Linked DNA regions of Homo sapiens: region 2 is linked to region 1. The links are chromatin loops, found by intact Hi-C in ENCODE. Cell type or tissue: heart right ventricle. All regions are shown on one strand. Region 1 overlaps SEC14L1 (SEC14 like lipid binding 1). Region 2 overlaps SEC14L1 (SEC14 like lipid binding 1).

Region 1 (8,000 bases):
GAAGATGGTCCTTCAATTTGAAAACAAACAGAAACTTAAAAGACGTATTTATAGCCCCATTATCCTGAAATACGCATTTTTGGCTTTATTTTTTATTATGTTTTTTGAGACGGAGTTTCACTCTTGTTACCCAGGCTGGAGTGCAATGGTGTGATCTTGGCTCACTGCAACCTCCACCTCCCAGGTTCGAGTGATTCTCCTGCCTCAACCTCCTGAGTAGCTGGGATTTCAGGCACCCGCCACCATGCCCAGCTAATTTTTTCATATTTTTACTAGAGACGGGGTTTCACCATGTTGGTCAGGCTGGTCTCGAACTCCTGATCTCAGGTGATCCTCCCGCCTTGGCCTCCCGAAGTGCTGGAATTACAGGCTTGAGCCACCCTGCCCAGCCAGCTTTTTTTTTTTTTTTTTTTTTTTTTTTAAAGAGACATCGTCTTACTCTGTTGCTGAGGCTGGGGTACAGTGTACAGTGTCTATTCGTGGGTGTCATCACGACTCACTGCAGCTTCAAACTGCTGTCCTCAAGCAGTCCTCCCACCTCGGCCTCCTGAGTAGCTGGGACTACAAGCACCACCACTGAGCCTGGCTCACTGTTGGCATTCCCTTGTGTATTGTGTTAGTCTGCCCCCACCGCTATGTGTGTTTATATATCCCCACATGCACACGTTCACACATAAAGATAGGGATGGACTTTATCTACAGGGGAGGGGTTTATTAACCTAAAGCAAAGGATCGCTTGAGCCATGCCTTACATCTGTTCTCAGGCTGCCTTTTCTCTTGGCGGGCACATGTGGTATCAGAGTGTTCTCACACTCACAGACATTCATCTCCTGTTCCCATGCACTTGTTCTGAAGACAGAGCCCCAGAGCCAGGCCCCTGCTCATCTGGGGATACCTCTGTGCTTCACTTTGGATAGCCGTTACCTTTGCCACACATGACAGTGTTTATTCTCTTTCAAAAGTAGAATTTATTTGTTGGTGGTGATGTGTTTAGCGCATGTGAATGTGTAAGAAAATCTCCATAGGTGACTTTTTTGATTTACATGCTTATCTGTAATACGCTGTTAGTGTCCCTCTTCCATAGCTGGACGCGGTAGTTTTAGCCTTAAACTAATCATGGTAAATTTTCATGCCCTTTTGTATGTAGGTTCTCTCCATAAATGAAGAAGGGCTAAGGCGATGCGAAGAGAATACAAAAGTCTTTGGTCGGCCTATCAGGTAGATGTGGGATTTTGTTTTTCCTTTCAACTTACTGAGAAAACGAATTAAATATTTCTAGTTGATTTTTGGAATTAAAATCTACTTATTATTTTCCAAGGTGCTCTAAAAGGTAGACAAGAAGTGAACATGTAATATGCCAGTGACGAGGGACAGACAGTTAGTGTTTTTTGACCCCAGGCATTGCTGTGACGTCAGCCAGAGTGGGTTGGCCTGTCTGCTTAGTCTGTGCGGGCCGCAGGAGCCCAGGGCTGCAGATCGTTTGCTTGTTTTTGCCTCCCCTCCCCACCCAGATGACTCTGTGTTCTTAAACCAAGCTCTAAGTTACAGTAAAGAGTTCTGAAAATGTTTAGTGATTCAGAGGTTGACATTGATAAGGGTGTAGATGGTTCACTGGGATGTAAGTTCCATGAGAACAGGGTTTTTGAGGGCCTTTTGCTGACTGCTGTATTCTCAGCTCCTGGGACAGTGCTTGCCTCTCTCTCTGTTGAAGCATAGCCCACTGCAGTTCAGATGCAATATGTGTTAAAATACCAGCTGTGTGCCCTGTTGATGGCAGGTTGGGGGGTGGTTTAGCACGTCGAGGACAGCACACTGTGGCTTTGCTTGCCGGCTCACTGAGCATATCTGAGAGAGCTTTTCGTGCATTATCAGTCAGCCTTAATTGCAGTTTCAGGCCTTGGTCCTACCACACTGATCCTGTGTGTTTTGTACAAGTAGATATAAACAGGGTTCATAGCACTATACATAGCACTATAATTTAAAAAAATTGATTATGATGTATTTGGAAATAGCTATAAATGACCAAAAAGGAAGAAAATAAGACACAGTTTGCTAAGTGTGCTGTCTGTTGAATGAAACACATCTCTGCACAACCTGCAGCTCATGGACCTGCCTGGTGGACTTGGAAGGGCTGAACATGCGCCACTTGTGGAGACCTGGTGTGAAAGCGCTGCTGCGGATCATCGAGGTGGTGGAGGCCAACTACCCTGAGACACTGGGCCGCCTTCTCATCCTGCGGGCGCCCAGGGTATTTCCTGTGCTCTGGACGCTGGTGGGTTGAGATGCTTTTTGCAGTAACTGTGAGCCATTTGGAAAGCAGATAACATGCATTCATATACACGTGTCTGTGACCTAAAGTCTTAACTTCTTAGGAAAAAAAACAATAACATGCAAAGATATAAAATTTCTCAAATTGTTTAAGAAAGGGGAAAAACAAAATGTGAGTGTCCTAATGCCATGCAAATAGACTTTACAGAAGAAGTATATAAACTTGAATGTCTTCCCCCCACCCTCCCACTCAGAATACCACATTGTCATTTTAATCTTGGACACTCAGGCAGCAGAGAAATATGACTGCATGGTCTTCTCCTCCTCACAGGTTAGTCCGTTCATTGATGACAACACCAGAAGGAAGTTCCTCATTTATGCAGGAAATGACTACCAGGGTCCTGGAGGCCTGCTGGATTACATCGACAAAGAGATTATTCCAGATTTCCTGAGTGGGGAGTGCATGGTATGTCCTGAGGCGAGGAACTGCACATTTGGCCCCTTATGCAGGTGGGAGAGGTCGGTGTCGATTTGCACAAATGATTTTCAGAACTTCCAGTTGTTTGGATGTTTTGTTTTTGTTTTGTTTCTTTTGGCCGCCATTTCTCTGATCCAGGGTTAAGCTAAAGAGAACCATTGAAGTAATTGTTGATACTGTACATTTCTTCATTGTTAAATACGAATGAGAATTCGTAGAATCAAATACGATTGCAGCTTGCTTTGATTCACACGGCTTTGTGTGAATCAGATCTTTAAACAATTTTAGAGGAGCTGTCATATTTTCTAAAATACTGTTAAAAAATTGAATCAGTTCTCAAAATTTCCCACCCGCCCCTCCCCGTCCTTTTTTTTATGGAGACAGGGTCCGGCTCTGTCACCCAGGCTGGAGTGCAGTGGTGCGATCACAGCTCAGCAGCCTGACTTGGTGGGCTCAGGTGATCCTCCCACCTCAGCCACCCAAGTAGCTGGGACTGTAGGCGTGCACCACCATACCCAGCGAATTTTTTGTAGAGGCAGAGTCTCACTATTTTGCCCCAGACTGGATGACATTTTTGGTTTTTTTTTTTCTTCTTGAGATGGAGTCTTGCTCTGTTGCACAGGCTGGAGTGCAGTGGTGCAATCTCAGCTCACTGCAGCCTCCGCCTCCCAGATTCAAGCGATTCTTCAGTCTCAGCCTCTGGAGTAACTGGGATTACAGGCATGCGCCACTACCCACAGCTAATTGTTTTATTTTTAGTAGAGATGGGGTTTCACCATGTCAGCCAGGCTGGTCTCAAACTCCTGACCTCAAGTAATCCGCCCACCTCGGCCTTCCAAAGTGCCGGGATTACAGGCATGAGCCACCATGCCTGGCCTGGATAACATTTTTAAAGTAAAAAAACGAAGGGAAGTGGTTCTCAACATACGTTTGGGGTTTTTAATATACTGAGTTGCTGGGTAATGAAGCAGAGGCCTCCACTTCTATATCCTGTACTCAGAGAAGCTCAGAACCTTGGGGTCCTTATAGGCTTCTAGCCCATGGTGCACAGTTGTGTCTTGGGAGCATTACGGAAGCCAGAGCCTCTAGAAGTCCCAGTGACTTGTTCCATGGCACACGGCGGTGGCTGAACTCAGCAGGGAGTGAAGCTCCTTTTCAGAAGGGCTCTCTAGTCATCCTTCATATGAAAAGTTACCCGTTTGGAATGTGTACCCACTGGGTTTGACTCAGGTATTTAGCTAATGAATTGGACATTCAGGGGACTTTGGACTTTCTGAATGGTTAGAGAAATTTAGAAAACAAATGAATTTAGCTTTCACTTCATCAGTTCCACTTTAAGGAAATTACAGGCATCATCACAGTACAATGCAAAGAGCAAGTAAGTTACAGTAAAGGTTATAGGACCAGAATTTAGCAAGCGCCTATGAGGTTAAACCGCAGGCTCAGGTTCGTAGAAACCTCTGAACTCCTTTCATGATATGAGCTAGCCATCCCGTGTTGTTGCTGCTTCCAATTATGACACGAAGAATTGAGCTGGAGCCCAAGGAGACCTGCCTCACCGCGTTGTGCCTGTTTGTCACATGCCGACCTCCGTAGTGTGTTTGCGGTGCTGAGCGTCTTTGTGGTTAATTGAACTGTCCAAAAACTTGGGCCTTCTAAGGCTTCTTCACCTCTCTCCTGAGCTGCTGTTGAGGCTGATTGTTGAAAGGAGGTTGTTCCCTCCTGCTCTCTGGTGGCCGGAGGTTACTAACCAGCGGGCAGTCTGGTATTTTTCCACCACGACATCACTGCTTTGACACTTATGCTGTACTGCAGGCTGAAGACTGAAATGTTTATTTTCTATGTAGTTGCTTCCCAAGGCTAATAGAACGAGGACTTCGATTTTATGAACTTTAGTGTGGAGTCATTGTGTCAAGGTCAATTAGGAGATTTATGTTATGTACAAGTTCTAATTCAACTTGTTTCAGGCAAATTCAAAAGAAGTTCTTCATTAGTTTTTGGCTGGTGTTATAGACCAGTCATTTGACTTTAGACAGAAAACATTATTCATTGATTCTGTATCTTCACTATAATTCCCTATCATAAAAATAATGCCTGTGGCTATTGAGAGCAAAACTCTTTTCTTAAAGTAATACTTTTCCTTTACAGGGCAATATAAATACCCCTAATGCTTATATGAGTCAGCTTTAGTAACTGGGTGCAGTGCCTCACGCATTTTAGTAGGAATTCTGTGGTACATCAGCTTCAACTTGTTCCCGTTTATGCAGAGTAAAACACATGTATTTAAGTGGTTTTTAAAAACATATTGCTCAGTAGTGCAGAGTGTTTTACGACCCTGCCAGTGTTTTCCATTTTCTCAGCAACCTCCAGAAGTTGAGTGCAGGGGGATAGTGCTGGCCGGTGTGTCTGGGTTTCGTGGGGTTGGTTTGTGTTTGCACAGGTTTCACTGCTGTGTTTCTTCTTCCAGTGCGAAGTGCCAGAGGGTGGACTGGTCCCCAAATCTCTGTACCGGACTGCAGAGGAGCTGGAGAACGAAGACCTGAAGCTCTGGACTGAGACCATCTACCAGTCTGCAAGCGTCTTCAAAGGAGCCCCACATGAGGTACGTCCTCCGCCTTCCTGCACCTGGGCCGGCCCTTCCTCCGCAGAGGGCCTGGCCCTCGCAGGGCTTCCTGGCAGCCTTTCATTCAGAACAGTCCACTCGTTTTTCTGCTCTTTGTCTTTAGGCTTTTGTTGACACTCGATATTTAGTTTCAGTAAATGTCAACGTCGAAGAATGGGTCTCTCTCAGAATAGAAACTAGCTGTGCTTGATCAGAGTGCCTGGAAAGGAAATTGGATCTCTTGACCTCCATTTTACTAAAGCCACCAAACACAGAGATAGGAATAGCTAATCTTTCCTTGTTGGAGCACTTAACTCCTGAATTTAGTTTATTTCATGGTTATATTGAACAAGTTTCATGTGCTACTTTTTCTTTTTTTTTTTCTAGACAGAGTTTTGCTCTGTTGCCCAGGCTGGAGTACACTGGCATGATCTCAACTCACTGCAACCTCCGCCTTATGGGTTCAAGCAATTCTCCTGCCTCAGCCTCCCAAGTAGCTGGGATTACAGGCACCCGCCACCACGCCTGGCTAATTTTTGTATTTTTAGTAAAGGTGGGGTTTCACCATGTTGGCCAGGCTGGTCTCGAACACCTGACCTCAGGTGATCCACCTGCCTTGGCCTCCCAAAGTGCTGGGATTACAGGTGTGAGCCACTGTACCTGGCCCGTTTGCTACTTTTTCTTGGCTGGGTTTTGGTTATTTATAGATATCTTGGGGATTTTCCGATTTCTGTAAGTCTAATGGAGCAAGGAGGGTGTTCCTGTATTCCTTTTTTGCTGTCACTTTTGGTAGAGAAGCAAGGGCGTTCCGTGTTCCTGTGCATGCCATATGTCTGTCCTGTAGCATCACGAGTGACCTGAAGCAGGAGGGGCCTGCAGCGGAATCTCCCTTCTCAGCTAGGACAAGGTTCGTGGCCCAGAGTTGTTGGAGAGGATGGTGGCACTCTGTGCAGAGCAGGTGTCAGTGAGGATGTGGTGCTGGCTTGGGCAATGGTGCTGGCCGGGAGCTGACTGCGGCCTGCTTCCTGCCGTGGTGGCACCTGGGTCAGCCATCTGCCAGTGGCTTCTGCTGGGGTGTCTTCCTGAGTGGCTCACCTGGTGCTTGCAGGGCAGGTGGATAAGGGAATGCTGTTGCCATGGTTTGAACAAGCAGAGACAGATTTGGTGTGCCTTACTTGTAGATACATACATAGAGGAATCTCAGATTTCATAACGTCTTGAGGATTGTCTGTATTCATTTCTTACCGGGAGGGCAGGCTCCAGGGACCGAGTCCTTGTTCCTTGTTTGTTAGGCACTATCGCTCTTGTCCATGTTTCAAGAACTTGGGGTGCAGTGTGTTTCGTGTGAATCGGGGGCATCTGTAGACATCCACATGGTAAAAACCTCCGTTCTGCTTTGGGTATTAAATAAAGCACAGATCCGAGATGGCAACAAACTGAAAGGAAGGCTGAAGCGGAGGCCCCCACTGTGAATGCAGGAAAGAGGTTCCGTCAGCACAGGGGGCCGAGGCCTCAGGATGGAGCTGCCTGGGGAGCCACTTTGCTGAAGAGGGGGCCGTGCCACGTGGTGCCGCCTGCTGTTCTTAGACAGGACCCTTGTACCTCACTGAATCTGCTGTGGAAGGACATTCTGAAGTGGCGTTTCAGTGGTGAGGTGGCAGTGGTGGGATTAAAGGGGCCCGGCTCGTAGAGCAGCCACGCGCTGAAGGGCACAGCAGACAGCGTGCATGGGCTGAGAGGGGCCGTGGGCCTGGCTCTGCTGCTTCCTTAGGTGGAGTTTTCAGTGACTGCAGAACTCTGCACAGCTGCTTTTCATTCTCACGTCCGCCCCCGCCCAATCTTTGAAACTAACTTTGATTATTCCCTCCTGGGTAGCTCTGTCGGTGCTGTGTAAGTTTGGTTTTCAATTGGTTCTCAGCACCCAGGGGGTGACCACCTCAACCCCATCTCTACTATGCCAGGGGCTCATCCCGCTCACCCAGCCTCGCCACTGTTCTCTCGTGTGAGCCTCACACGGCAGGCCCGGTTCCATGCCCCTGCTTCCCCCTTGCTGGGAACGCTGTCCTCAGGCTCCCCTGCCTGCTCTTTCTTTAGCTTTCACCTTCTCCAGGGCCTTCTGTTCTGTCCAGCCCAGGGCAGTCCTCTGAACCACTCATGTACGAGCTCACAGTGTTTGGTGTTTCTAAGACCTGGCCTCTTAGAGTGTGTGTGAAGATGGTGTATGGGAGATCTTGGACCTCTAGGTGCAGGTCACAAAGAACACAGAGCTTGGTGCATGACATGTAGCAGGATCCAGCGGTTGAATGGATGGTGGTGTGTGACTCTGGGGAAAGAGATCCGTCCATACGCATTCAGCGTTTCCCTCCCCAGCTTCAGCACCTGCACCCTGGATCCCCTGGAGAGCACGATGCGCTCGCAGCATGCCGGCCTGGTGCTCGTGGATCGTGGCTGCCTAACGCTGCCTCTTTTTCAGATTCTCATTCAGATTGTGGATGCCTCGTCAGTCATCACTTGGGATTTCGACGTGTGCAAAGGGGACATTGTGTTTAACATCTATCACTCCAAGAGGTCGCCACAACCACCCAAAAAGGACTCCCTGGGAGCCCACAGCATCACCTCTCCGGGTGGGAACAATGTGCAGCTCATAGACAA
Region 2 (8,000 bases), 54 kb before region 1:
TGCTCTCAGAGTAACCACAGTTGTCGATTAAATGGCCCGAGTACAAAAGAATTTGTTTCGCTCTCCTGCTCCTCTTGCTTTATTTTGTTTTGTACTCTGGCATTTGGGGTTTTTTCCCCCTTTCCTCTCAGGTGTCTCATGTCTTCCCATTAAGACCGGAGGAAGGAAGAGAAAGAGATTTGCTTTGAGGCCAGGTACAAACCTGTGCCTGCCACAGACCAGCTTTGTAACCTGCTAGGCCAGTGACTAGTGTAAGACTGCTGTGAGGAGGTGCTGGAGTGAAACAGACAGCAGGGGTGAGGGTAGGCAAGGGCGACCTGGTGATGCCACAGTCTCCCCCTCTCCCTTCCAGATACCCTGCCCCTTCTCACCTCCAAATACCAGGGGAACTGAATCAGTTTATAAGTGAGTAAATGACTATGAATGTGCATCTCTGTTAGATCAAATAGGCATTTATATTGAAGCTCTTTCATCCATTCCAATTTCATATACAAAACAGGGAGACGTGAGGGATCCCAGGATGGACTCGCGACTCATATATCTTACTTCAGGGTGAGGAGACACTGCTCTTCCTTAATCAGGGCCTCCGTGGAGTGCGAAATGCCCGAGGGAGAACACTTTCTGACGGGCAGCTGTGCCCATGTTGGGCAGCTGTGCCCATGTCGTTCCTCTGGTTGGTTGGGCAGGGGGCACAGGTCCTGCTTTGCCCTTTCTCCATCTTTGTGGCAGCTAGCTGCGTTCAGAAACCATCCATCCGCCCACCCGTACCTTGCCTGAATATTCTCTGAGCTGCCTGTCCCCTTTTCTCTAACTTTTTCTTCCTCTGACTGAGGTCCTGTGCACGTCAGATTTTCAGCATTGTTTTAGTTACAGGAAATATTTTCAGTCCATCGTTCATCTTCTCAGAGCATGTCTTCTTTCTCTCATCCTGGATTTCATCCTTGGGCCTTTTTGTATTTCTGATTCTGGTTTTTTTAGTTTCTGATGGTTAGGTGTGATATTGAAATACATCTTTTCATTCATCAAGGTATTCTTAGATCTTCCAGCAGCCTAATGTGCAGTAGAATTTGTTTTTACCCAAACGAATAAGCAATCTACTTTTTGGGGTAGGTGACTTAAAACCCAACTTTGTTCAAGTCTGGAAGTGGAGGGAAATGTTCCATTTTCTCCTATGACATATAAAAGGACCTGGTCAATCAGTGGGAGACTGTGCTGCCCTCGTTTGTAAAGTTGTGAATGCCATCGCGTGAGTCCTATTGCATTTCATCAAAGCTGGGGTGGTGTAATTAGTCAGATTTAGTTGGTTTTGAAAATGGACAATTAGAGTGAGCTTTCATCACGTGCTCCTTTGTACAGAGCCAGACCTTCTCCCTTGTGTTCCGTCTCAGCATTATGCATTCCAGTTGGTTTTTCCCCATGCTTTTCCTGAGCTGTATCCAAGTGTCTTTAATGCGCTAGAGTGAAGGCAGTTGTGGTGCAGTAGGAAAATATTTCAAGCAGAAATAAGATGTATCAGATTCAGCTTCTCGCCTCTCTGATTTACCTGGTTTTTATAAAAACAAACAAACCCCAAAACCTTGTTTTATGGAAAATTTCAAGCATACACAGGTAGAGAGAATCATATAATAAATGCCATTTACCCATCACCCAGTTTCAATGTTACCAGCATCTTGCCGGGCCTGACACAGTGGCTTATGCCCGTAATCCCAGCACTTTGGGAGGCCAAGTGGGGAGGATGGCTTGAGGCCAGGAGTTTGAGACCAGCCTGGGCAACGTGGTAAGACCCTGTCTCTAAAAAACAAAACAAACTCTTGCCAATATTTTTATCAGTTGTACCCACTTTTTTCTTTCCTGGTGTATTAAAGCAGATTTCAGGTATCTTGTTAATTTGTTGACAAATACTTCAGTGTACATCTCTAACCTTTTGCTTATATTATTTTTATTTTTTTGAGATAGGGTTTTGCTTTGTCACCTAGGCTGGAGTGTAGTGGCACGATTATAGCTCACTGCAGCCTCGAACTCCTGGGCTCAAGGAGCCCTGCCTCAGCCTGCTGAGTAGCTGGGACTACAGGCTCACACCACCATGCCAGCTAATTTTTCTTTTTTTAAATTTGAAATTATATTCCTGTTGCTTAAGATTACTAAGGCAGACTTTTTTTTAAACCAAAATATTCAGTCTCCATAGAGACTGTCAGAAATGGTCAGTGCTGGCTGGGCACGGTGGCTCATGCCTGTAATCCCAGCCCTTTGGGAGGCTGAGGCGGGTGGATCATTTGAGGTCAGGAGTTTGAGACCAGCCTAGCCAACATGGTGAAACCTTGTTTCTACTAAAAATACAAAAATCAGCCGGGCGTGGTGGCAGGCAGCTGTAATCCCAGCTACTTAGGAGGCTGAGGCAGGAGAATCGCTTGAACCCAGGAGGCAGAGGTTGTAGAGAGCCGAGGTCATGCCACTGCACTCCAGCCTGGGTGACAGAGCGAGACTCCGTCTCAAAAAAAAAAAAAAAAAAATGGAAATGGCCGGTGCCAGCTCTATTGCAAGTTATCTTGTGGTATTGGGAAGTTTTCAATGAGCAATAATCACGTCTCGGGTAAACCTCACTGACTATGATGGGGCCACTGTGCAGAGAGCCTTTCTCCTTTTTAAACACAGCCGCCATGTTGTTATCCCACCTAACAAAAGTACTAGTGATGCCTGATGATCATCTAATACACAGTTCACGTTCATGTTTTCTCACTTGTCTAAAAAATGTCTTTCATAAGTTGCTTGGATCCTGCTTCAAATAAAGCCATTTGTATTTGGTTATTATGTTTCTTGGGTCTCCTTTATTCTCTAACATTCTCCCTTTCCTTTTGTTTCCTTTCATGCCATTGATTTGTTAGAGAAACTGGGTCATTTGTCCTGTTCAGTTACCTTAACCTTTTGCTGATTTAATTGTTCCTTACAGCAAATAGGCTGTAAGGAGAAGGTGTGGACCTAAATTCAATCAATGCAGCCACCCTTTAGCAGTTCTCTTTATTTATTTATTATTATTATTTTTTTGAGGCAGAGTTTCACTCGTCACCCAGGCTGGAGTGCAGTGGCGCAATCTTGGCTCACTGCAACCTCCGCCTCCCGGGTTCCAGCGATTCTCCTGCCTCAGCCTCTGAGTAGCCGGGACTACAGGCATGCGCCACCACGCCCGGCTAATTTTTGTATTTTTAGTACAGATGGGGTTTCACCACGTTGGCCAGGCTGGTCTCAAACTCCTGACCTCAAGTGATCCACCCTCCTTGGCCTCCCAAAGTGCTGGGATTACAGGCGTGAACCACTGAGCCTGGCTAGCAGTTCTGTTTAAACATTTGCTGGCAGAGATGGAAACTAATAGTTAAAACCAGCTGCTCCCCTTTTCTTCCTAGGATTGTTCTATATAATTTTGAGTTGCAAATAAGATGCAAAATATTTTTTTCCCAAATTAAACTAGGCCATTCTATTTATGGTTACTCCTTATTTATTTATTTTTGTAGTTACTTTTTAACACTGAATGGGTCCTCATTTTGTACTGAAAGCAGGTGAGAGGGATTAATTTATTGGCAGCGTTTCTATGTAGTGCATGCAGCAGGCACTTGGCAGGAGTCTGGCCTGGGGCTGAGGAGGTGGGTGGTGTTTGTGGTCTGAGGTGTCCAGTTGTGCTGGGCAGTCAGTCCTTGCCCTCTTCTGTTGTCTCTTTTATTAGAGCTCTGGATAGGGCTGTTGGGCTGCCTGGGGAAGCTTCCCCAGAGAAGTTCACTGTAGAGAGGATTTTGGTTGGCAGATGTTATAATTGATCCATCTCTCTTGATTTTTGACCTGTACGCTAGTGAAGCAGACACTTTTATATAGTTCTAGTGGAATTATTTTGCATGTTGTAACAAGAAGCATATATTGCGTTGTAATTTTCTTGCATGGTACAAGTTGATGTAAGAGGACAGCAGCCCTCTGTATCCTTGTGTTCTGCACCCACAGATACAACCAACCGTGGATCAGAAATGTTCAGGAAAAACAACAAAAATAATACAACAATAAACTGTAATACAAATAAAACGCATGCAACAACTATTTACATAGCATTTACATTGTATTTGGTATTATAAGTAATGTAGAGAGAATTTAAAGTGTACGGGAGGGCTGGGTGTGGTGGCTCACATCTGTAATCCCAGTGCTTTGGGAGGCCAAGGCGGGAGAATCACTTGAGGCCAGTAGTTTGAGACTAGCCTGGGCAACTTAGCGAGACTCTGTCTCTATGATAAACTGAAAAAAAATTAGCTGGGTGTGGTGGCGCATGCCCGTAGTCTCAGCTACTCAGGAGACTTGAGACAGGATTGTTTGAGCCTAGGAGTTTGAGGCTGCAGTGCCACTCTGGCCTGTGTGAACAGAGCGAGGCCCTGTATCTAAAAGATGTGTGTCTGTGTATATGAGAGGATGTGTGTAGGTTAAATATAAAATGTAAATGCCACTCCATTTTTATATCAGGGACTGGGGCATCCACAGGTTTTGGGATTGGAGGGACATCCTGGAACCAGTCCCCTCCAGATACCGAGGGAGGACTCTACTGGCCCCTTCTGGTTTTTTTTGTTTTTTTTTGGTTTTTTTTTAAGAAAAGTCTGTCTCTATAATTATGTATCAATATATGAAATAATTGCTATGTGTATCTTTATATGTACTGGATCCATTTTCCATTCAGACATCTGCCCTGTTTTTCAGTGATCTGTACTGCCATGTGTATCAGTAGAATATCCGAGGTACTGATAAGCGTCCAGTTTGTAAATGTCTTGTGTATTTCAGTAGATGGCTGCGTCCTTACTTCTTTTCCTTTTAGGGGTCCGGCCTTCCCCTTCTGATCTGGACTTTCTTTATTCCACTTTCTTGCCTTATTAAGGTGCGGATGGATTGTTTGTTCCTTTTCCTCTGATTTTGCTGTTTGGGGACCCCCAGTTGTATATTTTGCATTTTCTGGCAATAATAGGTGTTTTAATGAGCAGTTAATGCTATTTTAGGCATAGCTATCTGGCTCTCTTACTGGGCAGCACTTCCTGGGCAGCCCCATTTAAACCTGTGGCTTCACCTGTCACTTTATAAACTAAAGATCTCAAAGCTTTGTCTTCACCCGAGATGCCCCCCAGGAGCTTCCAAACTCCAAGCCAGGTGTCTGGCAGACATCTCCATTTCACTGTCCCAGGCAGATTTAATGCCTCTGAAACAGAGTTCATCTCCTCTTGCCTGCGCAAAAAACACACACCCCAACAGAAACAAACACACACCCACACCCACACACCCACCCCAGTAAAAACCAAACCAATAAAACACCACTCAGAAGCTCTCCCTTTCCCCTGAGCTGCTGCTTTAGATGTGTGGCCCCGCAGGTACCTTACCCTCAGAGCAGAAATCCAGGCATCCCTGGCAGCCTTCCTTCCTCACCCCTCAGTCTTGCTGGTGCCCAGATGGGAGCTGGCAGAGATGTCTCCTGGATGGGCGCTCACTTTGCTCTTCTGTAGCCTTGGTGGCTTAGCCCCAGACCACTCCTCCTTACAACAGCCTCTGGACCCTGAGTCTACCCCTCACTCTTCTGCTCGTCCTTGGGGCTGCTGCCAGAGAGATCGGTACATTGTAAACTTGACTGTGCTGCCTGCAAGTTTCAAATGATGAAGTGCCTGCACCTCATCTTTATTTATTTATTTATTTAATTTTTTTGAGACAGAATCTCGCTCTGTTGCCCAGGCTAGAATGCAGTGGTGCCATCTCGGCTCACTGCAGCCTCCGCCTCTCTCCTGCCTCAGCCTCAGCTGGGATTACAGGCGTGAGCCACTTCGCCCAGTCCACGTACCTCATCTTTAAGATGAGGTTCCCAGCTTAAGCTTGGCTCCCAGAATCCTTTGTCATTGGCCTTCTGCCTGTCCTGCAGCCTCCTCTCCATGGCGAGGCCTCCACACCCACTGCACAGTCTAATTATGTCGAATTTCTTGCTGTTTCCTAGGTATACCATTTTTTGTCATGATCTTGGTGCCTTGACCACATACTTGCCTGGAATACCTTTCCTGCTTTCTCACCTGGCTGACTCTAGCTGGCTGCATGCAGTTGCTCCTGGTGGAGGTTCCTCTCTGTGCACTGGCAGCCGCTGTAGGGTCCTGACACTCCACTGGTCTCTCTGCCTCTCTCTGTCACCTTCCCTGCAACTGCCAGTGTTCCCAGGGTGAGAATCAAATCCTCATGCCCTCAAAAATAGATTTCTCGGCCAGGCACGGTGGCTCACACTTGTAATCCCAGCACTTTGGGAAGCTGAGGCAGGCGGATCACTTGAGGTCAGGAGTTTGAGACCAGCCTGGCCAACATAGTGAAACCCCATCTCTATTAAAAATACAAAAATTAGCTGGGCGTGGTGGCGTACATCTGTAATCCTAGCTACTGGGGAGGCTGAGGCACGAGAATTGCTTGAACCCAGGAGGCTGAGGTTGCAGTGAGCTGGGATCACACCACTGCACTCCAGACTGGGCAGCAGAGCGAGACTCCGTCTTAAAAAAAAAAAAAAAAGATGTCTATGAAGAGTAGAGGGTCTTGCAGTGTATGCTTTCGTTTCTTGCATCACTTCTTCTCTGTCAGTGAAATTTTGTTTTTTGTTTTTTTTTTACTCTAATCCCATGACATAATGAAAATTTTGACAAAAGGTTACATTGGAACATAGTCGTTTGGTCGGCTGTATTTACTATTTATGGTTCAAAAGAATCTGATGCAAATCATGTTTTGTGAGTAAAATAGTTCAGTGAACTGAAGCTTATAATCCCTCTAGTTGCCTGAAAAGCGTGTCCTGGTTTATGTGTCACTTAGTGTTTTGAGTGGCTTTTCTCCTGTAGTGATGAATACAAAGTATATACAAAATCCTATTTCTTTGGTTCTCCTACAGAACATAAATTTATTTTAAGTAAAATTCTTGACTCTGGTGGAATGGTAATCTGACTTTAAGATTTCTCCAAATTTAAAACCCAAGAGTTATTACATAATTCTTGTTTTCTTAATAAATAAGTTATTCCATAGCATGAGGTAGGCCTAATCACAAAATGTGTGTGTTTCTTTTCTTTTTCCTAGTTTAATGCTTGTGTATGTATTAAAAATCAAGGCCCAGAACTAAAAGCTACAGGGTACATATTTTAAGAAGTAAATTGATTTAAGTGGTCATTGGTATGTTGCAGGATTTATGGCATTAATATTTAGAAAGCTCTTCTCCAAACACGTATTATCTTCATTTGAATTTTCTCACACAAAGTTGGTTTATAATGTAAATTCGAAGAGTTCCAAATCCTAATTCTTCACTGAGTCAGAATTTCTGGAGGTGAGTCCCGCAGTCTGTGGCTTCACAAGGCTTCCAGGTGATTCTTAACGCCTGCTCAAGCTGGAGAACCCCTGGTGTGGATTTGCATCATTTGAATTTGTAGTACATGGGATAGGAAGAAAGGAGGGTGGTTTCTATTATAACTTTTTTTTTTTTTTTGAGATGGGGCCTCGCTGCGTTGCCCAGGCTGGAGTGCAGTGGCATGATCTCGGCTCACTGCAGCCTCCACCTCCCAGGTTCAAGCGATTCTTCTGCCTCAGCCTCCTGAGTAGCTGGGATTACAGGCATGCGCCACCATCCCCGGCTAATTTTTGTATTTTTAGTAGAGACGGGGTTTCACCATGTTGGTCAGGCTGGTCCCAAACTCCTGACCTCGTGATGCGTCTGCCTTGGCCTCCCAAAGTATTGGGATTACAGGCATGAGCCACCATGCCTGGCCATAACTTTTATTTAAAAGTTTTTCAAACGAATGGTTTTTTTCAACAGGCTGTATAAATAGGCTCTTATTACATCATGTTTTCATGTGACGGATTTAACATACACTAGAAGGAGACTGTTTGCTTTATGTACTTCTCCAAATTGCTGTTCTTGAGTTTATTTAGTGATGTCCACGTTATATTAACAAGCATGTGGGCTGGGCATGAGCCACCGTGCCTGG

The links. Peaks named below come from ENCODE experiments on the same cell type or tissue, not always from the same donor. Only the 100,000 strongest peaks of a DNase experiment are listed, where the experiment ranks them.
Region 2: a loop joins it to region 1, with 5 times the contacts of the local background. A loop is called at or near these places in 48 of 110 quality-filtered maps.

Annotation. Positions count from the first base shown.
Region 1 is chr17:77,204,129-77,212,128 of GRCh38, forward strand. SEC14L1 (SEC14 like lipid binding 1) reads left to right here. Exons shown (of 17, transcript NM_001143998.2): 11 at 1,148-1,218; 12 at 2,101-2,272; 13 at 2,600-2,734; 14 at 5,214-5,348; 15 at 7,822-8,000. Among named protein-coding and RNA genes, the nearest start is that of LACAT1, 46 kb to the right of the region's middle. RefSeq lists an enhancer at 7,937-8,000. In heart right ventricle, a CTCF peak has its summit at 4,483 (motif pointing left); a DNase peak (open chromatin) is centred at 4,432; H3K27ac peaks cover 7,525 bases.
Region 2 is chr17:77,150,045-77,158,044 of GRCh38, forward strand. All of the region lies in intron 3 of SEC14L1 (SEC14 like lipid binding 1), which reads left to right. It also overlaps the pseudogene RNU4-47P. Among named protein-coding and RNA genes, the nearest start is that of SEC14L1, 13 kb to the left of the region's middle. In heart right ventricle, no CTCF peak of the experiment used is centred here; no DNase peak of the experiment used is centred here; H3K4me3 peaks cover 1,406 bases; H3K27ac peaks cover 5,330 bases.